Linked DNA regions of Homo sapiens: all the other regions are linked to region 1. The links are chromatin loops, found by intact Hi-C in ENCODE. Cell type or tissue: endothelial cell of umbilical vein. All regions are shown on one strand. Region 1 overlaps LOC105374235 (a long non-coding RNA gene). Region 2 overlaps LOC105374235 (a long non-coding RNA gene). Region 3 overlaps LOC105374235 (a long non-coding RNA gene). Region 4 holds the start of LOC107986154 (a long non-coding RNA gene). Region 5 has its middle 3.1 kb from the start of LINC02015. Region 6 has its middle 270 kb from the start of LINC02015.

Evidence for each region. Hi-C counts contacts between places; a loop is a spot of excess contacts. Peaks named below come from ENCODE experiments on the same cell type or tissue, not always from the same donor. Only the 100,000 strongest peaks of a DNase experiment are listed, where the experiment ranks them.
Region 2: it touches region 1 in a loop (4-fold over the local background); 3 of 110 quality-filtered maps call a loop at or near these places.
Region 3: a loop joins it to region 1, with 2.9 times the contacts of the local background. A loop is called at or near these places in 2 of 110 quality-filtered maps.
Region 4: it touches region 1 in a loop (6-fold over the local background); 2 of 110 quality-filtered maps call a loop at or near these places.
Region 5: it touches region 1 in a loop (2.4-fold over the local background); 10 of 110 quality-filtered maps call a loop at or near these places.
Region 6: it touches region 1 in a loop (6-fold over the local background); 15 of 110 quality-filtered maps call a loop at or near these places.

What each region holds. Positions count from the first base shown.
Region 1 is chr3:178,323,495-178,328,494 of GRCh38, forward strand. All of the region lies in intron 2 of LOC105374235 (a long non-coding RNA gene), which reads right to left. Among named protein-coding and RNA genes, the nearest start is that of LINC01014, 93 kb to the right of the region's middle. In endothelial cell of umbilical vein, a CTCF peak has its summit at 2,126; a DNase peak (open chromatin) is centred at 1,977; H3K27ac peaks cover 482 bases.
Region 2 is chr3:178,168,194-178,173,193 of GRCh38, forward strand. The region is part of intron 10 of LOC105374235 (a long non-coding RNA gene); the gene reads right to left. Among named protein-coding and RNA genes, the nearest start is that of LINC01014, 250 kb to the right of the region's middle. In endothelial cell of umbilical vein, no CTCF peak of the experiment used is centred here; a DNase peak (open chromatin) is centred at 2,678; H3K27ac peaks cover 2,405 bases.
Region 3 is chr3:178,252,904-178,257,903 of GRCh38, forward strand. The region is part of intron 2 of LOC105374235 (a long non-coding RNA gene); the gene reads right to left. Among named protein-coding and RNA genes, the nearest start is that of LINC01014, 160 kb to the right of the region's middle. In endothelial cell of umbilical vein, no CTCF peak of the experiment used is centred here; a DNase peak (open chromatin) is centred at 2,598; H3K27ac peaks cover 921 bases.
Region 4 is chr3:177,930,895-177,935,894 of GRCh38, forward strand. It overlaps LOC107986154 (a long non-coding RNA gene), which reads right to left and starts at 3,398. Exons shown (of 3, transcript XR_001741024.2): 1 at 3,208-3,398. In endothelial cell of umbilical vein, no CTCF peak of the experiment used is centred here; DNase peaks (open chromatin) are centred at 1,657 and 2,187; H3K27ac peaks cover 1,987 bases.
Region 5 is chr3:177,811,273-177,816,272 of GRCh38, forward strand. No RefSeq gene overlaps it. Among named protein-coding and RNA genes, the nearest start is that of LINC02015, 3.1 kb to the right of the region's middle. In endothelial cell of umbilical vein, no CTCF peak of the experiment used is centred here; a DNase peak (open chromatin) is centred at 2,239.
Region 6 is chr3:178,081,513-178,086,512 of GRCh38, forward strand. No RefSeq gene overlaps it. Among named protein-coding and RNA genes, the nearest start is that of LINC02015, 270 kb to the left of the region's middle. RefSeq lists an enhancer at 3,369-3,663 and a silencer at 3,369-3,663. In endothelial cell of umbilical vein, a CTCF peak has its summit at 2,893; DNase peaks (open chromatin) are centred at 2,479 and 3,599; H3K27ac peaks cover 2,216 bases.

The sequences.
Region 1 (5,000 bases):
CAAATGTAAGGCTCAATAAATGCAACATTGTTAGTCTTTTATTTTTCAAGAAAATACTTGGACTATCATGATAATGACAAAAAAGAGATTCCACACCCAAAACTTAGTCATATGTTGTTATAGGAGGTAAGTACCTCCCAAAAGACCCATAGACAAAAATATAGCTTTTTTTTTTTTTTTTTTTGAGACGGAGTCTCGCTCTGTCACCCAAGCTGGAGTGCAGTGGGTGATCTCTGCTCACTGCAACCTCCACTCCCAGGTTCAAGCGATTGTCCTGCCTCAGCCTCCTGAGTAGCTGCGATTACAGGCACCCACCACCACGCCCGGCTAATTTTTGTACTTTTAGTAGAGATGGGGTTTCATTATGTTGGTCAGGCTGGTCTCGAACCCCTGATCTCGTGATCTGCCTGCCTTGGCTTCCCAAAGTGCTGGGATTACAGGTGTGAGCCACCACGCCCTGCCAAAAATACAGCATTTCTTATATTAAGAGAGTAGACTAGACTGATTCACTATAGCTATATTTTATGACATTATACCAATCAAACATTCAGAGTCTTAATTTCTCCAAGAAAAAAACTGTGATGCCTGGTCCAAACTTGAATAAGCACACGGAAACATAAAGACTCAGATTAGTTGCAAACATTAAAATCTTAGAACTCTTTTTATTTACTGCTATATATATATAAAATATATTAGTTTTACAAACATTTATAATTTTATGCTCAAGTATTGCTTTAGGCAAGGTGCCAGTTTATGGAATGCCTGCTGTCCCATGCTAAGGAGTTTGGTTTTATCTGATGGTGATGGGGAGCTACTGAAGACTTTCAAATATAAGATCAATATGTGGGTTATCATAAATAAAGTGTCAGGTGATGAACAGTAGTCCAAGAAGACTACCAGTGTATAGACAGAAGGAGAATAAAATGACACCAAAGAAAGGGGATTAGGAAGTTCAAGATAAATGATTTAATTGCCGTGGCAAGTGCAACGAAAAGTCCTATAAATCAAGGATTTAAAAATATCCATGGATTGGTCATTTAGAAGGTTATCGGTGACTCAGCAAGGCAAGGTTCAGAGGAGTGGTAAGGCCAAACATTAGACTGAAATAAACTGAAGAGTGAATTAGAAGAAATTATAGACTGTTCTTGTCAGAGATTTGGAGGAACAGAGCAGAGAGATCGAACAGTTGCTTAATCAAGACGCAAACACAGTATTTGTTTGTTTGTTTGTTTCTTTTCCCTTTTTGGGGTAAGAAATGTTCAAACATGTTTATTGGCTGAGGAGAATGAACGGGTGGGGAGGTGAGGGTGGATTGGCTGAGGAGAATGAACAGGGGTGGGGAGGTGAGAGTGGGGGAAAATGAAAGATATTAGTTGAAGAAGCAGAATATCTAATGGAGCAAATCTTGGCAGGAGTGAGAGGAGATGTGGCCTCAGACATGGTCAGGGTTTGGATTTAAACAAAAAGTGAGGCATCCTTTCTTCTGGTACTGAGAGGAAGGCAATGAATTTGATGGCAGATATAAACTAGCTTGTGGAGTTACATGTAAGAAAGATTTGGAGGATATTATAGCTATGACCTTGGTTTTCTAGATGAAAGAGGCAAGGTAATTAGCTAAGCATGAAAAGGTAGGGGTTGAATATGGATTTTAATAGACCAGTGATTTTTTATAAAGTGTAGATACCCCAAATGTAGAGACAGGTATTTCCTTTCTTTATTTTCCTATCACTGTCATTTAAGCATGATAGAAGCACTTCTAGAATCTGCATATAAATATTTGTTCCCACTCTATCTGATACTTCATGATGGCTTTCTTTTGTTTTGCATTTTTCTTGTATTATTTCCAACATTCTACTGGTTATATATTGTTGTTCCCCAGATTAGATAACTTTGAAGAAATATTTTGTGCCCCTAATTCATCTACCAACCTCAATCATTGTTTAATTCTCCCTGGACTTTCTGTTTTGGATTATCTTCATTTTACAAGTACTTTTCTGTGGTTAGAGATTTCTTTTTTTCTGTTTTATGTGAGATTTGTTTTAAGGACTTTGTTTTTAAGATCTTATCATGGAAGAAAAAAGATTTTCATTTTTAACGTTATACTGGCCTCTAGAGTAGAAAATGTTGAATATCACCAACAAAGGAAAACAGCATGATAACTGGCATGGAAAAGATTTGTTTTTAAAACTCCATTCATTCTCATTAGGGGAGTACTCATTTAGAGGAGCATTCTTTTACTTGAATACATAATTAAAATAAATAATTGTATTTTCATATACGGCATCACGGGAAAAAATGTGAAGAGACTATATAGTCTTAGCCACAGTATAATATTTTTGGAACAAGATGGGCTGAGAAGGCATAACATTCTATTTCACATTTACATCATGATCTTTCTCTAAAGGAAGTCAAGGTCTTAAATAAAACACAGAAGAAAAATTGTCCAATTTTTTTTTAGACATATCAAGAAAGGTAGAAAGGTGGGGAGTTATGAAGGTCAAAAGGCATCAAGATTGAATAAGAAAGAGAGTCAGGGAGTGACAAATTAGATAGGAGAACATTTTTTTGCCACCATTCCTCCCTATTCCACAGCTTATTAGTAAACAATTAAAGATCCAGAAGGCTGTCTATAATTTGCAACTTGAATTTCCTGAATTCCAGTTCAGCATCTTCATTGCATAATATAGCTTCTCCTACTAGGAAGATAAGTGATAGAAGAACCACCAAGTTTCTCACTGACCATGAGTGGTGGTCCTAATCACAAGGAAAAGGGACACCAGACATGGAACTTGAGCTTCATGGTGCTCTGTGAAAACATCACTTTAAGGTACTAGCACCAGTCACAAGCTTTCTGAATTCAGCTGCCAGATAAAGACCCCTTTCCTAGAAAGCCACCAGGTCATAAAGAGATTATAGAAGTGTCTGATAGAGTACTTCTATACCAGATGCCTCTGGAATAGAGCAGAAAATTCCAAGTATATTTAGCTGACAGGGTCAGAACATGTCATCTTAGTATACCAAGCACGTTCACATACTCTTCTAATTTAGGTTTCTCAACCATCCAGGAAAAAAAGCATAGATATCCCTTTTTTTTAAACAAATAAATGTTCAGGGGAGTTAAATAATATAGGCTTCACACTGATGTGAAATAGCAAAACTGGCATCTGAACTCATGTTGTCTCATTTTAAGCCCTATTTCCCACCCTTCCTTCAGCACTGAGTATTCCTCATTGACTTCACCTCTTCACTACTTGGGCAAGGCTTATGATTAATGATGGTTTGTATGGTAGGAAGTTTTTCTTTCATAAACAACTTTCATATTTACTGGGTTTGAAACTAGCCTTTAGAAGAACTCCTAAACCACTGGGTTATAAATTGGTCTTGATGAGATAAAGGAATGATTACCAGTATTAAGTCATTTCCCATAGGTATACCCCAAGGCTGTTCCAGAAGCTTGGCAGTAGGCAGCTAACCTTTGAAAATGATGTCAGACTCAAAATGAGGCGTAATTTTGAAGTATATTTCACTTAAATAGAACCCTAGACTGAGCGTCCTCTTTCTGTCTCTCCAACCATAAAATGCCATGCCATTCATATCCATGCACCGAGGTTGTTGTCTATCATACATACATGTATATTTTGGAATCATTTATTTGCATCTTCAGATTAGGCAGCTATGGATGCAGGACCATATCAGGCATGACCAGAAGTGGGTGATGTGTTTATTTTGACTCTCCATTTATACTTTCTATCCTTTTCTTTCATATTAATACCACCTAAGTTCTTAATAATAAACAATGCATTCTAATCTTGACCTCCAAAAGATAATCTCACAGAAGTTTCAATTTACAGTAAAATGTAAATGGCAGACAAAAACATCAGCTTCTACTCACTCCAGAAGAATATATATTTTACAAGTATCAAGTCTTTTACACAAAATAGGAAAAAATCCATCGTAGTGATTGTGGATTTTCCTACAAAGATGACAAATCTTATTGCCATCTTCTACAATGTAGCCTCTTTCCCATTATCCCAACAAGGAGCAAAAACTCTATTCCCAAAAAAATGTCCAGAAGGAGAAAAAGTTTGTTTACTAAACTAAGAGTTAGAAGGAAGAGAAAGATAAGAAACCTCCATTCATCCCCTATGACTTTAGGAAAAAAAGAGAGCAACTTCATGTGTATTGAGTTTCCATTACATATTATTCACTATAATAACTCTCTTTTATGTACTATCTGATTTATTTCATATCACTCAAGAGTTTCTTAAAACTCATGATAGAGGTAATTCATTACCACTGTAATTTTTAAGAAACACGCAGTTTTGAATGTCAGAGTTGAAAGTGGAACTCAAGATTTTTAAGCCAACTGCATTTTCACCAGCGCCACCTGTATATGAACTAGTAGGTATTTCTGTTGATACTCTTGGATCTAAAAAACTTTCTCAGCACTACCTCCCAGTGTACTGTCTCTAGATTCAAACTGCGTGGGCTCAATCTCAGCTATACCATTAACTAGCAGTGTGACTGTAGTCCAGCTATTTAACTCTGCTGAGCTCAATTTCCTTATTTGCCAGAAAGATATGATAATAGTACCTACATTGTTAGGATTATTGTGAAGATTAATTGAACTAAACTACATGAAATGCCTAGCACAGCGGCTCAATAGCTGTTCAGATATTATTGCCATTACTGACTAGGTCAGAGGTGGTCATTTTTGCTTCTTGCATGTCAGCTCTGATTGAGCATTTCGGGAACATTGTGCTGAGAAGAATTCAGAGAAGACCTCTGTAGAGAGAGTACTGTGCCTGATTTGTCCCTAAGAGCAGGATGGGCCTAAGGGAACCAAGTGTGCAGCAAATAGGCTATTCTGGACCTAGGTGAAAGCCAACTCGCCTATGGGCCTTGCACAAAATGGTGCTTTAAAAAATGAATGAATGTTTAATGAAGTAAATAAATATGTGAATTAAGGAATCAACTTAAGGCCTACCCAGTGTGGGTCT
Region 2 (5,000 bases), 160 kb before region 1:
ATTTGTAAAACATCCATCTGACAAAGGATTAATAACCAGAATAAATAAAGAGCTCAAACTGCTCAACAGGAAAAAAAAACCAATAATCTCATTAAAAATGCACAAAAGATCTGAAAAGACATTTCTCAAAGGAAGACATATAAATGGCAAACAGGTATATGAAAAGTTGCTCAACATTATTAATCATTAGAGAAATGCAAATCAAAACCACAATGAGATATCATCTCACCCCAGTTAATATGGCTTTTATCCAAAAGACAGGCAATAACAAATGCTGGTGAGGATGTGGAGAAAATAAAATCCTCATACACTGTTGGTGGGAATGTAAATTAGTACAACCACTATGGATAACAGTATGGAGGTTCCACAAAAAATTAAAAATAGAAGTACTGTATGTCCCAGCAATCCTACTGCTAGGATTCTCAAAAGAACGAAGTCAGTATATCAAAGAGATAATCTGAAATCCATACTCTCAGGTTATTGTAGTGCTACTCACAAAAAACAAGATTTGGAAGCAACTTAAGTGTTTATCAACAGATGAATAGATAAAGAAAATGTGGTACATATACACAATGGAGTACTATTCCGTTACATAAAAAATGAGATCCTGTCATTTGCAGCAACATGGAAGCAACTGGAGGATATTATGTTAAGTGAAATAAGCCAGGCACAGAAAGACAAACTTTGCATGTTCTCAATTACTTGTGGGAGCTAAAAATTGAAACAATTGAATTCATGGAAGGAATACAATGATGGTTACCAGAGGCTAGAAGGGTAGTGGGTGGTTGGATGGGAAATGGGGATGGTTAATGAATACAAAAGTATATGAGATCAAATAAATAAGATCTAGTATGTGGTAGCACAACAGGGTGACTACAGTCCACAACAATTTATTTTACATTTAAAAATAACGAAAAGAGTACAACTGGATTGTTTGTAACATAAAGGAATGATAAATGCTTGAGGTGATGGATACCTCATTTACACTGAGGTGATTATTACACATTGTATGCCTGTGTCAAAATATCTCATGTACCCCATAAATGCATTCACCCACTATGTATCCATAAGAATTAACAATTGAAAAAGAACACAGCAAGAAAAGAAATGAGGTGATTAAAAAATGGGTAACACATCTGAATAGACACCTCACCAAATATATGCTCATGTCAAATAAACATATGAAAAGATGTTCCACACTATATGTCATTAGGGAATTGTAAATTAAAACAAGTTACTACTGCTCACCTATTAGAATGGCTAAAATCCAAAACACTGAGCACACCAAGTACTAGTAAAAATATGGAGCTACATTAACTAGTAATACTAGTAAGGATGTGGAACTACATGAACTTTTCTTCATTGTTGATAGGATCGCAAAATCCCATAGGCACTTTGGAAGATGGTTTGGCAGCTTCTTACAAAGCTAAATGTGCTTATCATATGAGGCTGCAGTCATATTCTTGGTATATACCAAAATTAATAGAAAACATATGTACATGAATGTTTATGACAGCTTTACTCATAATTGCCAAAACTTCGTAGAAACCAAGTTGATTTTAATATGTGAATGAATATAAACAAATTATGGTACATCATATGATGTAATATTATCCAACAATAAAAAGCTTTGAGGTATAAAGCTCAAAAAAAATAGAAAAACCTTAAATATTTATTGCTAAATAAGAGAAGGAACTGTTGAAAGTCTATACACTGTATGATTACTACCATATAAATATCTGGAAAAATTAAAACTGCAGAGATAATAACAAGATCAATAGCTCTTACAAGTCCAGGGTGATAACTGCAATTATTGATAAATTAGATTATACATTAGTCAAAACCCAGAGAATTGTACAACACAAAGAGGAGACTTAATGTGAAATATGAACTTTAATTCACAATAATATACCAGTATTGGTTCACTAATTATAACAAATGACCCACACTAATGTAAGATATTAATAATAGGAGAAAAGTGTATGTACAGTGTGTATCTGTGTGTGTGTGTTTAGGTAAATTATTTGTTGTATTATCTTCTCAATTTTTCTGTAAAGCTGAAATTCTTATATAAATTAAGTGTATTAAAAATTAGAAATTTTATTCTGTAAATTGAAATAATTACATAAGAAGCAACAGAAAAATTAAGATTTTGATTTGACAGATAGTAAGAAAGGTAATAGATATTCCTGGAAGAAATGCTACATATTTTTCAATGTGGAGCAAATAATATGACATTCATTATAAAAATAGCAAATGTTACATAACATAAATAAAATGTAAATTAAAGATGCTATATAGTTACTTTACAGAAAGGTTTATTTCAGATCTTATTAAGCACAGAAATAAATGATAGTTTTTATATTACTGTGCATTGTTAAATTTCACTACTGAGTTAAAATATAAATGTAGCAAGAATGAACATCGATTCATATAAAGCATATATTGTCTCAAAGTATACGACATTTGCATTTACTCAGTGTTAGCTAACAGTACAATTCAATGTGGTTATGAAAGAGCATAATGTGGTTAGCAGATTTTTCTACCTACTCCAAGAGCCAGACTAAAGCTTCCCCATGGAATTAGATTTGGGTATTAGGCAACAGGAAATGTGCCTGCTGATAACTGAATTACTCTGAACTCTAAAGAAGTCACTGGGACATTTTGTCCATTAAGTTTACAGATGGCAAAGTAGATATGTCATTCACAGCTGCATGCATGAGGATATGACATATTTGTCTATATTAATCTCATGGATCACTTGACATGACTCATTCAACCTCTCTTTCTACTACATGAATTAGCAAGATTTCTGGTGGTTCTAAAGTAGATCCAAACACTTCGGAGGGAAATATAAATACTTGTTTCATTATACCAAGTAAGTGGGCCAACAGGGCGCATTTGGTGCTTTAATTGTCCTTCATAATCACAGTAAGGTAGTAAAAATTAAATCTAAAATAATATAAATAGGCCAAAATGGTATATATGATGCATATATGCATGACAAGAGTTTTTATCTTCAGTGGCAGCACAGGCAAGATATTAAACTTATCATGGGAATTGAATTAAATTTCAAAAAAATGCATTGGCTAGAATTACTCAGAATTCCCAGGGGCAGGGAGGGGACACTCTATGAGGTTAACCATTTACTATGTTTAAACTCAATAATTGTGAGCTGAGTATAAATCAAGAAATCTGCTCAAACATCTGTGTCTTACTTAAAAGTTTCAAATGTCACAAATATGTGTGCTATGATGAATATTCACGGTTATGAAGCTGTGGTGAATATATTCCGTGAGGCCATATGACAGGCTGTCCACCAGCCCTAGCCAAAATAAGACATCTAACCAGAATTAATAAGATAATTATCAATGGTCAAGAACACAAATAGATGATGCCTGAAATATATGAAACTGCATAAGCACACAACTCAAGCATTAAGCGAAAGGAGAAACACTGTCATATTACAATCAAGAACCTGGAACAGTCAACTGAGAACCTGGAGGATGCTAGAAGAACTTATTATACCTGGAGCAAAATTTGAAAATTCCTTAGTCTGAAAGTTGGGAGTTGAGTTCTCACATTTGAAAAGCCATGCAAAAAAGTGATTAATCTTAAATTTTGTGTATACTTAAACAGAAAGACCAAGGTCTGAAGTCCAATGTCATACAAAAAGTCACCTTCTTTTTCTATGCAGATTAGGTTGCAATTTAAAGAAGTTTAAGCCCTGTGACAGAAACCACTTGATCTCTAACAATATGTTTAGATAATGAGCACTTCAGTATAGCCCTTCAAGCTTTTTGTAAAAAAAAAAAAAAAAAGAAAAAAATTACATTCATCTCCCTACATAATCTGTTTCTGATGTCTATTGCCACATACTCAAATAGCAAAAATCTTAGTTGACTTTCATCTTTAAAATTTGACATATTGGAGGAGCAATCCAGGACAGTATTTGATTTTAAATAGGGAAAGAACTCACACTCTAATACACAGAGAGAAATAAGTGGTGAAATAACACTTACAGGCTTGTAAATGGCAAATGTGTCTGCAGTGGGCAGAGCATGCTGCTTTCCTCTCCTGGGAATGAAATAAAAATGTGCCAACAGAAATAGCATTGAAAATGCCTGGTGGTAGAGGCAGTGGTATTAACAAAAGCATTCTCCTCCTCATTAAGCAAGTACCAATTAGATATATGGAATCCAAGAGCTGAAAGGGGTATAAGGAATTAACTCACTAGTCATCCTCAACTTCCACGCAAATAATGACTGTGAGAGCTAGTTTCCACAAATGTTCCCGCTTCAACAAACCATGCCTCCTGGAATTCACATCCTTGTGTAGCCCCTTCCATGAATTGGATGCTGAGCTTCCAGCCCTAGCTGTTCCAGTGGATGGTCCATGGATCAGATATACCACCCAGCTGAGGTCTTCCTGAATACTCAATCCAACAAAATCATGAGCAATATAAGAGAATTGTTTTAAGCTGATAAATTTTGGAGTAGTTTGTTTTTCAGCAGTAAATAACCAGAACAATGATCTTTCTATGTTCAAATATGCCTTATGGGCACTCATAATCATTATAATATTCATTCACTGAAAAAGTGCATAGTGGTAAGATGCTATTATTCATCAGTGCTTTTAAGAATTCTAGGCCGGGTGTGGTGGCTCACGCCTGTAGTCCCAGCACTGGGAGGCTGAGGTGGGCGGATCACAAGGTCAGGAGTTTGAGACCAGCCTGGCCAATATGGTGAAAGCCCATCTCTACTAAAAATACAAAAATTAGCCGGGGCTGGTGGTGGGTGCCTGTAGTCCCAGCTACTGAGGAGGCTGAGGCAGGAGAATTGCTTGAACCTGGGAGGCGGAGGTAGCAGTGAGCCGATATCATGCCACCGCACTCCAGACTGGGTGACAGAGGGAGACTCTGTCTTTAAAAAAAAAAGAATTCTAATAATAGTAATCATGAAAATTGTAATGTCTAATCTTTTTCAATGTTGTTTGTGTCC
Region 3 (5,000 bases), 71 kb before region 1:
CCTGAGGTTATATAATAGTACATGTTTACCATCAGCTTTTCTAACTAAACAGACTGCAGAATTATTTATACAATGTTCACACAAAGCAGCAATGGGAAAACATATCAATGTAATAGATTCAATAAAGCTTAATTTTTTAGTTAAATATTTTGGTCACACCATTTTGGCAACTAATAATTTTTTTCTGCAATTCTTCCTTGTCTAATATGTAACACTGAGAAATGAGGCTTCATTAACATCTCCTAGAAACTCTTCTATAATATCATATGTAAAATCTTCTGTAAATATCTGTGCACATCTAGCCCCTCAACACTTAATTTTAAATTGCACACTTTACATCTGAAAAATTGCCTGTCTTGAAATGATTCTCTAGGAATAATTCTCTGCACATATTTCAATGTGATGCCTGTCATCCAGGGATTTCAGAATGTTTCAGTTATGTCAATATACTAAACATATATACATATTTAGTAAACTTTTTTTTACGAAATATGCAAGAATCTTTAGATGATAGTTCACAAGCTTTCTTCCTTAGAACTGTGATGCATGGGAGGATGTGAATTTAGAATTTGCTAGAGATAAGATGAAAAAGTAAAGTGGAAAATAATCTTAACTGCATTATCTTCTTCATAAAGACAGTTTAGATATTTGATTAGTGGAGTTTCCCACATGAATTCAAATAAGTTGATTTGTCTATGGGGGAAAAAAGAAGATTGAAAAATACTGCTCTACACTTGCAATTGGAGGTTCAAACTAAATTTTAAACAATAATAAGAGCTTGTTCACAACATCAGCTTCCATGAGTCAAGATTGAAGCACATCAGTAATTATCTTGAAGGAAGTTTCAACATTTAAAAAATTGTATTTTAAACTCAATACTAAAACAAAAATAATGGAGCATATAAGAAAGAAAAATGCTCTACAAACATTCCACAGCAATAATCTGACAAGCTTAAACCAAAAAGTGAATGTACTGTATTTTTAAAATCTCTAATGGGCGAATAAGGACTGACATTCAAGACAACAAAATTAGATGTATAAATATGAGTAGGTGGTTTAAAAATGAACCAATTCAAAGTTCAATTAAGAATAGTCATAAAAGTATCACTCGACTACATATAGTAGACTAGCTCATAGGAAGAAAAAAATGTACTTGGAATCAAGAACTGAGAAAAATTTTCAAAATGTATCACAGAGAGATTAAGAAATTAGAAAAAATAAATGCAAACTTAAGAGACATTGAAGATAGAGAAACTTTAAATCCTTCTAATAGCAGTCCTAGAAGAAATAAATAGAAAGAATAAGATTGAAGTAAAAGGATAATGCCTATGTATTTTTTGAGTTAAATGAAAGCATGTATCCTTAGATTGAACTTCCTGTCATGTGCCAACCAAGCGTCAACAAGAAAGAAAAGAAGGAAAGAAGGAAAGAAGGTAGGAATGAGAAGGAGCCTAGAAACATTATAGTAAAACAGTAAACTTTATAGTAAAACAGTAGACTGTTTTTTAAAAAACTTAAAACTCATCAAAGAAAACAGATGCATACCCTAGACAGAAATTAAAATCTTACAATGATAGCTATCTGTTCATAGTTGCTCAGCTTCAAATTTACCCTGTATTATCTGCTATGCAAAAACATAGATTGACCCTTTACATTTTTTCCTTTGTCCACTGGAATGATGCTAAAATTTGTCAGTAAGGGATACTGGAGAGACAGCAAAAAGTAGAGGTTTTCATTCTGAGTTCCGTGTACTCTCCCATCAGGCAGTACATGCCCAGCTACTGCTACAAACACAGGTTACTTCACCAGAACATGACTCCTGCAACAACTACAGCTTCACTGCCTGGATCCTAGGTTTTGCAATGCAATGAAGGCAGCTTCTCCACTACTGGGTTTCTGTGTTACAGATGGCTTCACCAGCACCCAGCTCCTGCAGTATCCAGTTGTCAGCAGCACCCAGCAGCCAGCAGCTTCTTTTGGCATCCCTCTTGGGTGGTGCAAAATCAGGGAACAATTTACAAGACCACCTTTATTTTTTACACCAATTGCAAGTTTGGAAGTCTCCAATACTACCATTAGTTTTATAATTCACTACAAGGACTCATAAAACTCACTGAAAGTTGTTACACTAATTATGATTTGCTATCAACTAAATGTTTGTTTGTCCCCCTATAATTCATATGTAGAAATCCTGATCTCTAAATGTGATGGTATTAGGAGGTACAGAATTTGGAATGTGATTAGGTTATGAAGTAGATAGAGCCCTCCTGAGTGGATTAGTGCCATTATAAAAGAGACCCTAGAGAGATCCCTCACCCCTTCCAGCTTGTGAGGACATGGTGAGAAGATAGTCCTCCATCTATGACCCAGTGATTGAGCCCTCACCAGTCACTGAATATGACAGTCCTTTGATCTTGAACTTCCCAGCCACCAAAACTGTGAGAAATAAATTTTTATTGTCTCTAAGCCACACAGTTTATGGCTTTCTCTTACAGAAGCCTGAGTGGACTAATACATGGTGTACAACAGCAAAATAATATAGATTAAAATCAGCCAAGGGAAGCGATACATGAATCAGAGTTTCCAGTTGTCATTTCCCAGTGAAGTTATGTCCATGTTAACTCCTTCCAGCAATGATACGTACAAATATGCTGGGAAAATTGCCAACCAGGAAAGTTCACCCAAGCCTTTGTGTCCACATATTTTATTGGAGCTCAGTAACAGAGACATAGTTAACCACCTTCATTTTTAGCTCCTCCAGAAGTCAAGCTGATACCACATGGCCCAAAGTTTCTACTATAAATCACATTGTAAGACTATCGAATGTGGTAAGATACTTTCTTCAGGCAGGACATTCCAAATTTTAGAGAATGCGTCCCATAAGCCAAGGGCAAAGGCTAGACTTCTCTTTGGTAAAATTAAATCTTTACTATACAGATGGTTCGTAGCAGAGTGTCTCTGATGCTGTAACTCCCCATAGGCAGCTTTCTTCTGCATCTTAGAGGGTGAATTTCTGGCAAGTTCTATCAGCATGGCACCACCAAAACATCTGTCATACAGTGAGTCATTAGTGTGCCCATTTCAACAAAGTCTGGATCTCAACCCTGGGGGTAAAGGGATGTCTCTTTGTTGAGTGCTTATCTCAGCCCCAGCATTCATGAATCTGTCTTATTTTTGTGATTCCCATACTTTTTATATTCTGCTTTCCTTCTCACCATTCAATTATTTGATATTTCCATTTTCTGTGGTAGTTAAGGATTCTATATATTAAATATTTCCTATTCAAATTGCTGTGTGGGTTCTAGACTCTGATGATACAGGATTAAGTAGACTTCCTGCCTGTAACAAACATCTCCAAAAAAAAAGTGAAAAATATCTTCAAAATGCTAATTAAAATTAGCCATCAACATCAAATTCTATGAAAAGCAAATATATATTTTGAGAATGAATAAAAACATATTCTGTTATTTAAGTACTAGGATATTTTATAAAAAATAGACTGTCACAGAAAAACTGCTAAAAGACTTATATCTGTAAAAAGGAAAATAAACCCAGAAAAGAAGAGTCGAATTCAAGTTGCAATAGTAAACAAAGAAACAATTTTAGATTAATGGTAAATATAAACTAAATGTCTCTTTTTTTGTGATTGTATATTTTTTGTATATGCATGTGTGTCTGTTTATGTATATAAACACAAGTGGTAACTAAAATTATAGACAATTTAATTCTAAATTTCATATGAAAATATGAACGACAGAGAATAGTCAAGGCAATTTTGAAAAACAGAACAATGTTGACTGTGTAACAACTGATTTCAAAATTTATTATAAAGTATGGTAATAAAAAATAGTGTAGTATTGGCAACAAGATAGAAAAAGAGATTAATGAAACAGAATTGAGAGTTCAGAAGTAGACTGACATTTCTGGGCAACTGACTTGACAAAATGGAAATAGATATAGTGCTGGACTACTTGGGTATCAATATGAAATAATGAAACTCAACTTGTAACTCACACCATATCAAAAAGTAAACTCAAAATAGATAATAGATCTATGTGCAAAACCTAAAACTATAAAGCTTCTGTGAAAAAGACAAAATTAGCCTGAACTTAAATTAGGCAACGATTTATTTAATACAACACCAAAAGTATGATACATAAAAAACAAATTGAAAATTGAATTTCATCAACACATAAAACTTCTGCTATTCAAAAAGTACTCTTAAGAGAATGAAAAAAGTGAGAGAAAATTTTCTAGCATATATAAGACAAAGAACTTGTATTCAGACTATATAATGAATTCTCAAACAACAAACAATGGAACATTAATAAATTAAAAATTGGACAAAAGATTTGAACATTTCACCAAACATTTGCCATACAAATGGCAAATACACACACATAAATTGGAACTTTCAACTCTGGGAAGATAGAATAGATAGACTTTTCCATTTTTATCCTGCTAAGTACAATTAAGTACCCTGGGTGTTACATATGAAAGAAACTTAAAAGGAATCTGAAAGGTAGAAGGAAGAAGACAGCTTATCTAGGCACCTCAGGACCAGAGGACAGAAATTGCTATGGACTGAATGTTTGTGCCCCTCACGTCCCAATTTCATATATTATTAACTAATCCCCAACTTGATAGTATTTGGAGATGAGAACTTTGAGTGGTTATGAGATCATGAAGGTGGAACTGTCATGATAGGATTAGTGCCCTTCTAAGAAGAGACATAAAAGAGCTTGCTTTTTCTCTCTGCTCTCAGCCATGTGAAGATGCAGGGAGAAAGCAGCCACCTGTCAACCAGGAAGCAGGCATTCAGCAAGAACCCAACTGTGCTGACATCTTGATCTCAGGCGTTCAGTCTTCAGAACCATGGGAAATAAATGTTTGTTGTTTAAGCCACCCCGTTTATAATATTCTGTTACAGCAGCCTGAGCTGACAAAGATAGAAATGGTGATAAATTATCGAGGTTTTCTCTTTTGCCTCATATATTCCA
Region 4 (5,000 bases), 390 kb before region 1:
ATCATTGGGCACCAGAGGATACACTGTGGTGGGCAGCCTATAAGGTGGCTCCTAGTGATCCTTGCCTTCTGGTATTCACATCGTTTTGTAATACCTTCTTGCTGAGTGTGGGCTGGGCTTGTTGACTCACATATAACAAATAGAATACCTGGGAAGTGATAGGACAGTAATTGAGGGATTAGGTTATAAAAGGCTGCAGTTTTCATCTTGGAGGCTCTCTCTCACTCTCTTTTGAATGACTTACCCTGGGGAAGCCAGCTGCCATGCTATAAAGCATAAGGCAGCCCTGTGGCAAGTCCCATGGAAATGGACTTGAAAATAGACTTTCTGAGACCTGCCCATAGCTATGTGAATGGGCTTGGAAGCAGATATCCTTGAGATAACTGTAGTCTCAGCCAAAACCTTGATTGTAGCCCATGAAAGAATCTGTGCCAAAACGACACAGCTAAGCTGCTCCTGATTCGTGAGCTACAGAAACTTTTGAAAAATAATTGTTTGCTATTTTCAGCCTCTAAATGTTGAGATAATTTGTTATGCAGAAATGGATAAAAATACACTCATATTCTAGAGGATACACTATGCTATAATGCTCTAATTGCTATTATTCAACATTTTGTGAAAAGGCAATTCCACTGTGTTTAAGAGGATGACATTGTCAATGAATCTTTTAGTCACTATTTAGTCACTATTTGAAGAGTGCCAACTTTGACCACAATTTTATTTTTAAAAATTGTGCTAATGCCAAATTCCTTTTTAAATCTGATTTCTCAAATATCGTGAAATATAAAGTTTGGTCTCCTACCTCTCCACTGTCTTAACTGATCTTTTGATTAATTCTTTTCTTTAATTACAAAACGATAGCTTAAAATGGCATGAGGGCATGGTGTTCCCTTGGTCCTTGGAATTATCCCAGGTTGGAGTGCTCAAAGATAGGCTAGATTTATATATAATAATGTTACCTTTATGAGATGCTTATGTGTAACAGGAACTTTGAAACTTGCTTTCTGTCATCATTTTAGACAATTCTCATACCAATTGTTTGAATTAGGCATCATTATTATTCCTCCTTTAAAGAGAGTTGCCCAATGTCATACATCAGTGAGAGGTGGATCTGAGATTTGAACCCAGATCTGCCTATCTTCAAGAAATCCTGAGCTCTTAATCACTTTAGGCAAAGAAGATGTCCTGTGCCTCTTTGCATGAATTAATAAGCTGTGATAAGTGGATTCGCTCCATGGCCCAGTGGTTACAAAACAGAACCTGTGCGAGCCCATTTCATATCCTCCTGGATGCAGCCTGTGAGGGGTTTTGAATCCAGAGAAGCCCTTTTGTCACATGTGAGCCCAGGACATTTTTGAAGAGAGAAGTCCATGCCCAATCTGAAATAAACTCTGTCACCAGGTTATAGCCTCTGCCTTTAAGAAAACTTTGGGCAATCTTAAACATTATTCAGAATGTGGGAGATACTTGAAGTGGTCAGTTATATTGATTTTTCAGGATCAAGAGTACATGAATTCTAAGAGAGAAATCAGAGGGTTTCAACAGGCATTTGGATGGAGTGGAACAAAAACTCCCTGGCTATGCCTGTGACCAAGACTATCACTGTTTGTTTTCCGCTAAGGGAAAACAGGGGCTAGCATGTTTGGTAAACTGTTACATGCCAGAGTGTTCACTAAATGCTTTATGCATTTGGGTCATTCTGACAAACATTGACTCATTTGTTGGTTATTTAAAAGGGACAATTGAAATATAAAATATGATGAAATTCCTGATATTAATAAGTGTCTTTGTTCTATTTGAGAAATCAGATTAAAAAAAGAATTTGGCATTAGCACAATTTTTAAAAATAAAATTGTGGTCAAAGTCATTAATGAAATATTTATTTTTATTTGCTTTCTTCCCTCACTAATTTTCCAACAGACTTAATTTCTTCAAAATCGAATCCTTTATATTTCTTAAAGCTTCAGCATAATTTTACAAATTGTTGAAAATACATTCCATGTTTTCCTGGTCATGTTTCTCATACCTAGACTATGTATTCAGTCAAACAGGGTGATGGTCAGGCCAAAGTTTATCTTATCACACCAGAGTTTTTAGGTCATTTCCAGTTTTCTTATTTTTTTTTTCTTTTCAAACTTTCACTTGAAAAGAAATTAATTGGAAAACACTAGCAAAGCTTTTTTCCTTCCTCTTTTGGCTACTTAACTGCCAACTGCCAATTGTTTCTGCATTCTTTATCTGATGTGCACAAGATACAGGAAAATTGTGGCTGTATTTGGAGTTGGCAATAGTTAAATGGAATTATAGAGAGTGACTAAAACCAACATGTATTTTGTAGAGTCTTTTGATTACACACAGCTTTCTCTGAGACATAAAAAAAAAAACCTCTTGAAGGATTAGCTTTCTAGGGAGAATTACCATTTTGAAAGATTTTTGCCACATTTCAATGACAAAATTATTCAGAAAAAAAAGTGCCTCTCTGTAAATAGTCTCTAAAGTCTCACAAACATCTGAGCTCTTGGGGGCCAGAATCAGGGCACAATTTGCGTAAATTAAATACACACACACATTTGATAATCCAAAGGTCTCTCAGATGTGTTTTGACCCCTCTGGAAAGTATCATCAAAATAACTGTACCATCTCTTCAAAAAAGCGCCTGTGACACGGACCATGAAAACACGGTTGTAGAAATCTTATTTTAACCATTGATGTATTACAGCTATGTTAAAGTGGCAGCTGAATTAACTTGGTTGAAAACCAAGTATGTTATATGTATCTTTTCCTCAACAGACCAGTGTGAAATATAAAGCTTATTTTTTTATGTAACTCCTTAAATGATCTAAATCCTTTATTTAAAACAACTTACCTTATGATAACTCTTCTGACAGATTTAAATACTCTTTTTATAATATGAGACTTTGCATATTTCTATTGAGATAGCTACATCAACACATTTCCTGAAATTTTTCTTAATAATTAATTTTAATAACATGTGATATGCTGGTTGGAATTTGTGGTTGTTTCATGTGCCTATCTTATTAGAATTTCAAGCATTCCCAAAGCATTCATGTTGGAAAATGACTTAGACAAAATTTTGTGCAATTGGTTAATTTCTCATCAGAAAAAGTCCTGAGAGGTTGAGTAATTTTGCAGTTAACTAATGCCAGACCACTGTAAACAAGAAACAAAATGTGAATCAGATGCTACCTTCTCTGAAGATGGAATCCATATCAAGCAAAAAATCTGACTTCAGAAATTCGCTTTGCAAATTAGTCCAGTAGCTGTCTATCACGTCACCTGGCATCGGTCCACAGCCTCCCAGTAAGACACTTGATAGAGGAAAGACAGCAGAGTGAGAATGTGGTATCCTCCCTCGTCTAAGCCCTCCTTAGGCAAGCTCCCTCATTCCAGCTCTCTCATCCCAATACAAGTTGGGGTAAGATAAGCTCTAGTTGTGAAATGCTCTATGACAAGAAAAATTCAGAGAATGTGCTTTTGTGACCATGAGAGTGTGTTTTACTGCTGGGATGAGGTGAGCCATACAGAGAGGCAGGTGGAGGGGGAGAAGAGAGCTGTGATCTTCCTGGAAATAATTTGCTCCCATGTCACCCCCGGAAAAGGCATCTCCCTTAAATCAGGCAGGCATAATGAATGGTGTGATACCCGGCGGCCTGCACAGTTATAAATACACAACCTTTCATTCTAGAGATGGCCCATTACCACTCACTAAAACAGTCTGTCACAGTGGTGCTCTGGGGCCATTCATTTTTCATGACCTTCTTGGAGACGTGACTGGGATTTCCTGAAACCACGCATAGGTCCCTGCCCAGCAAGCGCTCTGCATTAACATCCCTTAATTCTTCTCTTCCAAAGGTTATCATGTCCTGTGGGGGGATATGTGTGTGTGTGTGTGTGTGTGTGTGTGTGTGTGTATGTCTTCCCTAGCAGGCAGAGAAACAAACAGCACAAACTAAGCTTGACCTTGTTGGAAATACAGTTTATCCACAGAGTGAATGTTGGCTAAAATTTAATCTTATGACATCAGGAATGTTCAAAGTTTACACAGGAGGTAAGAAATTTTAAAAATCAGTTTAAAAAATTATCTCACTATTCCCAAGGTTCAGATTTCACATCATGAGAGGCACACTTTAGCGGAGCAATTGCAGCAAAGCAGGACCTTCTCATTTGCTGGCTGCTTCAAATAACAGTTGTCCCTTTGATAATATTGACACCTATCTCCTTCACAATCTAGTGCTTCTCCTGCACTTTGTAACATATCCCATCTGTTTTTTTAGGGCCACTGTCATAAGGACGCCTGGAAGAGTGAAGAAAGGCCTGATTGATCACAAGGTCCTATCAAATGTCAAAGCTGGCCCTGGCTGACCTCCCATCTATTCAGAGCTGCTTTGATTTAATCTCCAAACTGGCTGCTTCTCCAGGCTGTGAGTTCTATCTGCAACCCATGTGTCAGCATTGAGATATGACCTGCTTCACGCTCCATTCATCTCATTTGAAGGACGGAAATTAAACTCGAGGGTCGAAGAGGGGAACTGCTCAAAATACACACACACATTAACTGAAGCCTTTTGTGTGGGTACATTATAGGAGTTTGAACAACCATTAAAAATTATATTAAAATGAACTTGATCTTTACTCCACTGAAATGGTTTAGAACTCTTCCTCCCCTCACTGCCCCTTCGTCTATTCTTTTTTCCCTCTCATATTTGTAGTAATCATATGAACCTGATCTTATTAAGATTCAAAGTGAAAGAAGAGAAAAATTTACATTTTTTCAGTTTCTTTAAAAATGGTGTCCTTTAGAAAATTCACTTTGCCTGTAGTTTGCACAGTAAATATTTTTTTTAAAGAGATAGGAGAAGCCAGAACCAGACTAATAGAAATGCAGACTGCTTTGTTTAGCATTATTGATTCATTTAAGTTTCACCTTGTAAGGTTTTTAAAAAAATTAATTAAAACTCAAACTTTGGGAACAGTTCTAT
Region 5 (5,000 bases), 510 kb before region 1:
TTTACTTCCTCATTTTGCTCCTGTAAAGTATCTATGTTGAAGGGAGAATTGTGAGCTCACTCATCCATGAAGAAAAGAGGTGAGAGAGACTGAAACGGAGGCGAAGAGGAAGAAGATTATTATCCCTTATCTCTAACTTTTCTACAAGTATTTGCTTCTAGAGAGACATGAATAATAGTGAGAAAAGTAGGAAATTTCCTTTCTTTCCTTTTCTTTTTTGAGATGGCATCTCACTATGTTGCCCAGGCTACCTTTCAACTAACTCCTGGGCTCAAGTGATCCTTCTGCCTCACTTACCTGAGTAGCTGGGACTACAAGTGTGCTCCACTGCACTTAGCTTAAATGTCTTTTCCAATAAATAAATACATAAATAAAAGGCTGGAATCTATTTTTAAAAAATTTGTGTCAACCCAGAATACAATAAAGAGATAAAAGGTTTAAACAGTGTCTATATCTTCTGCCATCCCAAGAGCCACTTAAGAGGAATGCTAGAACTCAATAGGTAACAGACTGAAGATAATTATCCTAATCATAACTTCTAGGGGATTGTGGGTAGAAAGGGGGTGCTGGTGTGAAGTTATTGCATTTAACTTTACACAACCATACAGGGTAGTTATGTTTAGGCTGATATTACGAGAGCTAAAAGTGAAAGCCCAAGGAGGTTAAATTCCTAGGTTACAGTGAAACCAGTGTCCAAACTAAGATTTGTTTTTAAAGACTGTTCTCTGGCTATGGCAGAATCCAGTCACATACAAGGTACAGCCCCTAGCATTGTGGTTTGTGAAAAATAGATGCCTAACAATTGCATGTTGAGTCAGAGGTCACAGTAGCTGGAAAGGGTAATGGTGTTTGGTAAATTGGATAAATTCACTTTATATTGTTGATTTCTTTCTGTAATTTTTTTTTTTACTGCATCTGTAAGCTATCTGAAATGTGAGCACTGAATTTTATCTATTTGTCTTTTTGGTTACAGTAAGAAGTACAGATACTTTGCTCGGTTGGTGGAACAAAATTATAGATGAGATGTGTCAATATTGTGGTTGTCTCTAAATTTGTTTATGAGAGATTTTTGTAAAAATATCTTTTGCCTTGGAATAAAAAGAAGATAAAAAATTTTGATATTGGAGTTGTATGCAAATCTGCAAAACTTTCATCTATTATTGCCATGAAATTACTATGTTTAGAACAATCCTTAACCTACACTTATCTATGACATTGCCTGTCAATTTTATGAAATGGAAAGATGGCTTGGGTGACTTGAACCGCCGGTAAGAACGTCAGAGAAAAGTTGATTTCCTATTCTGACCGTAAGACCAGCTTATAAACTGTTCTTTAAAAACTACTCTTGGCAACTTCTGTTTTCATCCATGACAGAATAACTGGTACCAATCCATATCTCCTGCCAAAAACCAACTATAAAACTGAGCAAAATGCATGAGGTAACTTTTTCCAGGCATTGGAAAACAGTCAATGTAGTACTGAGAGCCTGAGAAGTTAGTGCCACGATGGGCTCTGCTTTCTCCCTTGGGGGCACCTTGCCACTGGGCAGGGAGGAGGAGCCAGGTAGAGTGGTGGTCTCAGTGACTGGTCTCAATATTGACTGGTGCAAGATATGTGGATTTGAAATCCCAGAGAAAGGGGCAAACGAGAACTGAGTAGAAAATGTATCTGAGAAGTAGAAACCAAAAAATACCTACATTTCAAAGGACATATCAACTTACAAATCCAAGAGGCTGAACACAAGGATAGCTACAAGTAAAACCACACCTAGGCATAACATATTCAAGCTCCTGGAAACCAAAGTTAAAGAGAAAAGTAATTATTAGTACGAAAGAGCAGTGTTACAAAAGATAGCTGCTTTCTCAGACAGTGGGGACTTAAATACAATGAAATAACACTTTAAAAGTGTTGAAAGGAGGGGAAAAATCTGTGACTTTAAATTTTATACTCTGATTAAATATTGTGATAGGCAGAATAATGGCCCCCTCCCCTCCCCTCAAAATGTCCACCATAGTCTCATCCCCAGAACCTGTGAATATGTTACCTTACATGACAAAGGGGACTTTTGCAGATGTGATTAAGGTTGCAGACTTTGGGATGGATATATTTATTCTGAATTATCTTGGTGGGCCAAGTACAATCACATGGGTATTTAAAAGAAGAGAATCTTTCCCAGCTGTGGCCAGAGGGAGACGTGACTATGTAAGAAAGGTCAGAGAGATGTGACATTGTTGGCTTTGAGGATGGCCATGAGCCAAGGAATGCAGGTGGCCTCTAGAAGCTTGAAAAGACAAGGAAATGGATTCTGTCCTAGAGCTCCCAGAAAGAACACAGCTCTGCTGACGCATTGATTTTAGCCCAGTGAGACCCAGGTTGGATTTCTGAACTGTACAATAATAAATTTTTGCTGTTTTGAGGCGTTAAATTTGTGGTCATTTTTTATGGTAGCAATGGGAAACTAATATAATATCCTTCAAAAATAAAGGTGAAATTGTACATATTTATGGGGTACAGTGTGACTCTTTGATACATGTGTACATTGTGTAAAATCAAATCAGGGTATTTAGCACATCCATTACCTGACACATGTATTATTTCCTTATTGTCATTAAAAAATAAAAATAAAATCTAAAGGTGCCGTGGAGACATTTTCACATAAGCAGAAGTTGAGAGAATTCAGAATTCATCTTTAGTGGACCCGCATTACCGGACATTTTCACAAAGCAAAAGGTGAGAGAATTTGTCACCAGCAGAATTAAGCTGTAAGAAGTACTCAGGGAAGTTCTTCCACCTGAAGAAAATGAAATTAGGACGGTGGAATGGAGTAAATAGCATTGGAAATGATACATATGTCCTTCGTTGCTGTTGTTTCTGCATTAAAGATGGAGCAGCACTCTTTCCAACTCTCTACATCCCCAGTGGGTGCTGCAAGTAAGGGCAATAGCATGGACTAAAACTAAAAGTATGGCAAAAGATAACCCATGCCAAAAGTAAACATAAGAAAGCTGGCCTGGCTATATTAATATCAGACAAAGTGGATTGTCAGACCAAGATCATTACCAGAGGTAAAGAGGATACTTTCAGAATAATAAAAGGCCCAATTTATCAGTAAGGCATAAAACTCTTAAATGTGTAGGCATCAAATAAAAGAACTTCATAATTCCTGAAGTAAAAATCTGGCATAACTTTAGGAAAATACATATAAATCTAGAATTTCAGTTAGATGTTCTAGAAATCTCTCAGTAATTTTGTCTGCTCATTGACAGAATAAGCAGACAAAAAATTGAGGAAGACTATATATACAGAATATCTGAACATCACCAACTGCCTGAACCTAATCACTATTGACAGAACACTGTACCTGATAATTGCAGAGTGCACATTCCTTCCAGTACTCATGGACTATTCACCTAGATCATATTCCGGACCTTAATAGGAATCTCAATCAATTTGAAAAGACTAAAATCTTACAGAGTATGTTCCCTGACCGCAGTATAACTGAATTAGGAATCAATAACAAAATGATCTCAAGGAAACTTTCATATATTTGGAAATTAACAACACACTTCCAAATAACCCATAGATCAAAGAAGTACTTATAAGAGAAGTCAGAAAATATTTTGAACTAAATGATAATAAAAGCACAAAATATCAATATTTGTGAGATGTAGCTAAAACCATTCTTAGAAGAAAATTTGTAGAAGAAAACACTAACAAAGGAAGAAAAATAGTCACTTTCTGGTGCTCAATAAATTATTAGTTTTTAATCATTATTAATAGTATCATATACATAGCAAACTTAGTTTAGACAAATTTACAAAACGTGTGTGTCAGGGTAATGTTACCTATGGCATTCGTTATCAACAATTACCTCTTAAATTTGGCAAGGAATTTCATTAACATAGATTCCATTTCCTAGTGAAAGAGAAGAGCAAAGCATCTGCAGCTTAAAGACCTGGTTCCATCTTCTTCTTCTGCCATTTACTACTGTTCTGACTTTCTCTCTCTTGGTGGCAACTTTCTCAACTGTAGTGGAAAAAATGATATCTGCCTAATCTATGTCACAAAGTCACTCTAGAAAATAGAATGCCATATGAAAACGGACTTAGTGCCAAAAACAGTTAAGGCAATTATTCTTACTCATGAAGGAAGCTAGAGAGTGTTCCTGCTTCTTTTATATATTGCTTGTTTCACTGACGCTATCATTCTCTCTGATTTTTATATGTGGCCTTGAACTCAACAAAGGTTTATATTAAAGATCTTCTATGTAAATAATTGCAAAATTAGACCAGAAGAGAAACTAATGGGCAACTATGGCGTTAGAAGCTTGAACCACTTTCACAGCCTGCAACACCTGTTGAGTCACGTTCATGCTCCTAGGTGTAACATTCAGGGTCTCCATCACCTGGTTTCTCTCTGTTCTCCGGCCTCATTTTAACCTACTTAGCTCTAAAACTTTTAGACTGTTTCATGCCTTTGAATATTTAATCATGCAGTACCCACTGCCTTGAATGTTTTGCAAACTTTTTTTTTTTTAACTTGAAAAACCTGCTATGATTCCCTCTAGTTCTAGTTCCAGGCATCATCTTCCCCAGGAAGCTTTTCCCTAATCTCCTTAGGAGTTAAGGGCCCCTTCCTTCTACCCCCACAGAATCCTGCACAAAATACTGTCTTATAACCCCTGATATTGTGTTGTATTTTCTGTGTAGGAGTCTGTCTCATCACCCAGACTCTTGAGTTACACAAGGGAAGGACATGTTTTATTCATTTTTGTAGATTTAGTACAAAAGAGTACATTATAATAGGGTGCCTAGTGCATATTAAGAAATCAATAAATATCCATTACTTTCTTTAAAAAAAAATGAATTGCTTACACTTATAAATCTATTGAAAGTATCATGGCAAGAAGCAAAGCTCTTAAAAACCATAAAGAAATTATGAATTTTTCAGGGTTTTTGGAATGTGGTTGCCACTTAACATTCAAACTATTAATAAAATAC
Region 6 (5,000 bases), 240 kb before region 1:
ACCAGTGCAGTCTCGGCCTCATGGCCTGTCACTCATTGCTTTCTTTGCCTGGAATACTCTTTCCTCTTATCTCCGTACGGATCCTCTTTCACATCTTTCAGAGGATTTTCCCCATCCCTTTCTCCCTCCAAAACAGCTTTTCCTGCCTTATCTCCAGTGCTGCTTCACTCTTTTTCAAGGCACTTATTACTACCTGAAAATACTTATTTTTTAAGTTATCCATTGCCTGCCTCCCCCACCAGAATGGAACCTCAGTGAGAAGGCTGACTTTGTTTTGCTTAGACTAAGGTCCGATGCTTTCAGCACCTAGGACATAAAATAGCCGCTTAATAGTATTTGTTGAATAAATGGATGACTGGTTAGGAGTCCTTAGTAAATAGGATAATTTAATATATTATGTGTCTTGTTTGTTACCCTTCATGAATCTCTTTGTTTTGCTTTATTTTGTTTTTATGTCAATGGTCTGCTAACTTTAAAAAGGATAGATCTATATTCTTACACAGAAACCCTTCCTAAAAGTCTGGCTAGATGGGATTAAAACAACAAAAAAAAAAACTGTTACTGAAAAACTGGATTTATATTGTCACTTATTCACTTTTAAGGGTTTTTTTGGTCCAAATCTTCAAGAGATTATGGCAATGAGCTTCAAACTTTAATGTTTATAACAATTGCCTGGGGGAGCTGGCTAGTAAAGCCAGGATTGGGTTCTAAATCCTGATTTGTTAATAAGCCCCTAGGTGACTTTGATGCAGCTGCTCCTTCAACTCCTCTGAAAAATACTGGGCTATGGGGTTTTGTAATTTCTTTCATAACTTTGAGAAAAATAGATACATGCCTGCCTGATTTACCACTAATGGAAAATCAGATTTAGGTGCTTAGGTGCCTGATGCTAAGTTCCTGAAGACCACAGCTCAGTCATGTGAGATAATCTGTCAACCATGGAGAAGGTAGGGATGAGTTTAAATTGAAAGTGGAATCTTCCTAACACATTCTATTGTTGGAACCAAGTGGAAAGCATAGGCAAGAAAGCAGAGACAGAGTCCAGCAGGCCAGAAGCCCAGGAAGACAATAAGAGGGGGACGAATGAGGCTTAGAATGAAAGTAGAGATTTCCCTAAATGGAATTGGAATTCTTCGCAAACTGCCTGTTTGAAAGTTTACGGACAGGTTAAACTTGCCTGGCTGGTCACAGAGGGAACACACAGAGTTTTTCACCTCCTAGAGGTGTATGAAAAATGTACCATAACAGTATACAGCAAAGCTTTCTATGATGGTTAACTCATAGAAACTTTCTGTGTGTGCTCCACACAACTTTCAATTACCAGGTCACGTAGTGTGATTATTGGCCTAAGAGTTTTAGCCTGTAAGACAAAGTCCTTAATATTTGCAGCAGGTGCACATATTGTGATATGGGAGGCAAGCTTGGGGTAAAGGAAGGCATAGAGAAAGAAAATTCTTTGAGTTTGACATATATTCTACAATTTCAATTCTTGAAAGCATGCCATTTAATGTTATTAATTCTACTTATCATCATGTTTCAATCCCATAAATGTAGATAGAACAATTTAATTGCTTCCTATTTTTGCTTTCATATTATAAAGATTCCCTGCAATTGGTTTTTGGTCCTTTAAAGTATAATAGTAATTTTAATCAAACAGTTATTACTGACATTCATTGAAAGCCTATAGATGAAAAAACTGAGGTTCTGAGAGCTTGAGTAATTTTCCCCAAGTTCATATAATCATGAAGTATCAGAACTGAGATTCAGATCTGGGTCTGATGAAAACCTGTGCCCTGGATGAGCTTCCTGACCTCAGTGCTAGTAGTCCTGCCTTGCTTCTCCTCTCTAACATCTGCCTGGTATGCCCTGTACACCACAAGCAAGGGGTGCCTTCCAGAAGTCTCATCTAGTCTCCAAACTATTGAATTCTCGGAGTGAGCAGGGGCATTCATGGCCAGAGATAGTGAGATTGTGCTTCTTGGTCCTGAAGGTGAATATTCTGGCCTGGCTGGTGAAAGGGGCATCAGGCTGAGGCCCTCCCATCTAGCCCATCTGTGTTTGGCCCAGTCTGCCTGCCTGGGTATCTGATTACTTCTTTCTTTTTTATTCCACTCTAAAAATTGAGCCTTAACCAGAACTCTGGGCAGGGAACCTTGGCTATCTGAGACTGTTGTGTAGTTCTTTACAATAATTTTCCTTGGTGACAGTCACTGATTCCAATGTCATACCAAATGATTCTACACTGACTTCTCTCATCCATACCTTGAACACCTACTGTTTGCCGATAATTAGTCCTGTTAGACACCCTGGCACCACCCCTGCCCTGCCCTGCCCTGCCCTGTCAGGGTACGTACATCAATCACCCATTATGCCTAGGATTCCCTACATTCACATACTGTGATTTTGCACTGGGGACCCATGCCTTTCAAGCTGACTCATGTGCAAGAAGAGGTCAAGGATGGAGTCTTTGTTATGATTTGTAGTTAACTTACCCTAGTAAATAGGCCAGTCTGTTTTCAACGACTCAGGTCAACAAGGATAGGGATCTGGAACTCGGAAGTATTTTACAATCAGGTTAAAGATGAGTTTAGATTTCTGGAGGGATACACTTCAAATAGTGTTTATGCTCCCTGGATATCACACTCAGGAAACTGAATTAGGAAGAAACCTGCTTCCTTCCACTGCCTGGCTAAACAGATGGGACACAAAAAAAAATCCTGATATAGAACCATTCCTGTTGCAGAGAGGCATAGAATCCTGAGTAGAAAATGGAAAAAGATTTTTCCATTTTATGCATTAGCAGAGTTTATTTTAGTGATTTGTTTAGTTGTTAATCTTCTCTGTGATAGTGTGATCCCTGGAAGGGCCACCAGGTCTCTTGTGCTCATTTTATCCAGTAGGGGGACACAAAAATGTGCTCAATCATTGTCAGCTGCTGGAAGCAATAAATTTAGGGAATGTCTAAAGAAAGAAAAAGACCCTCATGTAAGCAAATAAATGATACTAAAGGAAAGATAGGTCTTGTCTGCCTTACCAGATATGAGACGTGATGCCCTTAAGTCTAGTGAAAACCATCTACACGATAATTATGAGTGAAGATAATAATGGTAAGCAGTAGAAGCTTACTCTTCATATTCACATTGCACTTTTCAAATAACAACTGTAACATTTCTTGCTCAAGTCCTCAAAGCTCAGAAATAGTTATATTCGAAGTCTGTGCCAACCAAATGGATGTATTAAATACATTGCTGGCTAAAAGCCATCGAAAAACTCTCTTTTCATTTTTCCTTCACCCTTCTCTCTATCTATGCAAGAAAGACCTAGGCACCATGGTGCAAAATTCTACTATAATATCACTCTTGGAATTACCTGGCTTTGGAACATTGTACATAATAGTTCTAATGTAACAGCAAGAAATTTCCTCCTCCTGTTTATTTTTCTGAAGCTGTAATAAGCAATCCTGTGTGACATTGCCTGTGGTGCGGTTGCCAGGCAGCAGAAAGAGATCTGCAGCAGGAGGCGGGAGAGCGGGGGAAGAGAGAAGAGAAAAGCAAGAGAGGAGGAGGGGGGAGGGCTGAGCAAGTTGGGGGCTGGGCTCTCAAACTGCTGAGCCAGAATTCCATCTCCTTGTCATCCTTCATGTTCCAGGCACATAATGAGCCAATAAGCTGGGCCTTAGAGGGGAAATAAAGATGGAAAAAAAACAGTTGAATGTTGTCATTAAATAGGGTGTCAATAATGTGTTTTTATTTTGTGAAGAAAGGGTTTCAGCTTTTTTTTTTTTCTCATGAACTTTGCTTCCTGGTAAATGCAGCTGTACAAATATTAAAGGGACAGCTTCTCAGTGGGCCTGCTTTGCTCTAAAACAACAAACAATTAACACATAACATCTTCCAGCACCGTGCATGGAGAACATACAGTTATAACCTGAAAGGTTTCAACTCCTCCCAAATCTCATGGTGTGGAAAAGTAAATCACAGAGAAAAGGTACTCCACCCTTTATTGAACATGCAGTACTGAGACACAGCTTTGTACCTGAGAGCTGAGAGGTTGTTCAAGCTATTTCAAGAAGCTGGTCTCCTCATTGTGAGGCTTTCTTTAGTTTGTGAAATTGGGAGCTGCAGCTAAATCTCATCTCTTGGCTTTACAAGAATCTTGTTCTAATGAGATTAAAATGATAGGACTGGGATCCGAGCAGAAGTGGTGAGGGCAGATGGCACACAGGTCCCTCCATGCCGGCTTGGATGTCCCCCAGCACAATGCATGGTGCCTTTTGCCAGCCTTCCAAGCTGTCTGTGACTGGATTGGACACTCTCCAGTGGTAACAGACAATGATTTTTATTTAGATGTTTGATTATTCTTACTAATCAAATAGAAAAAGAACAGAAGGTTTGTTCAAAACAAACAATGTATTTACAGATAGTTTTGTGTGGTGGATGCACATTTCAAGGCTCTGAAGTTGTTAGTTCTCTCAGAAGACTCAAACTCACCATGTGGGAGAGAAAATGGGACAAAGCATGTTAAAATGGCAAGATGATCAGAAAGCACTTGGAATTAATGTAATGATGACTAAGTTTCTTTTTTCACCTCAGCAATGGGAGTGAGAAAAAGGGAATGTTAAATTAGGATGATCAACTCTGAGAATTTTGAGGAATAACATATGGGAATCCCGTTTCCATCCCCGCTGCATATCCAGGCATATTTCTTCTGTGCAGAGACTGACTTTCCAGTCCCTTCTAAGGTCATGAATGAGTCAATCAAGGATAATCAGTGATTTTTTGCAGATTCTAGGAGGAAGATAATGTGTCAGAAGAACAGTACTCTTTGGCATATACCACATAAAGAGAGAAGCAGAGACAGATAGGGGATTAAGCAGACAGATGGAATGATAAGAATAAGCAAGCAAACCAAGTCCACCAAGAACCAGGGCTAGGTGCAGGACCAATCACACTCTGCTGTTTTTTAGAAGGCTAACACTTTTTCCTAAGGAACTGCAAAAT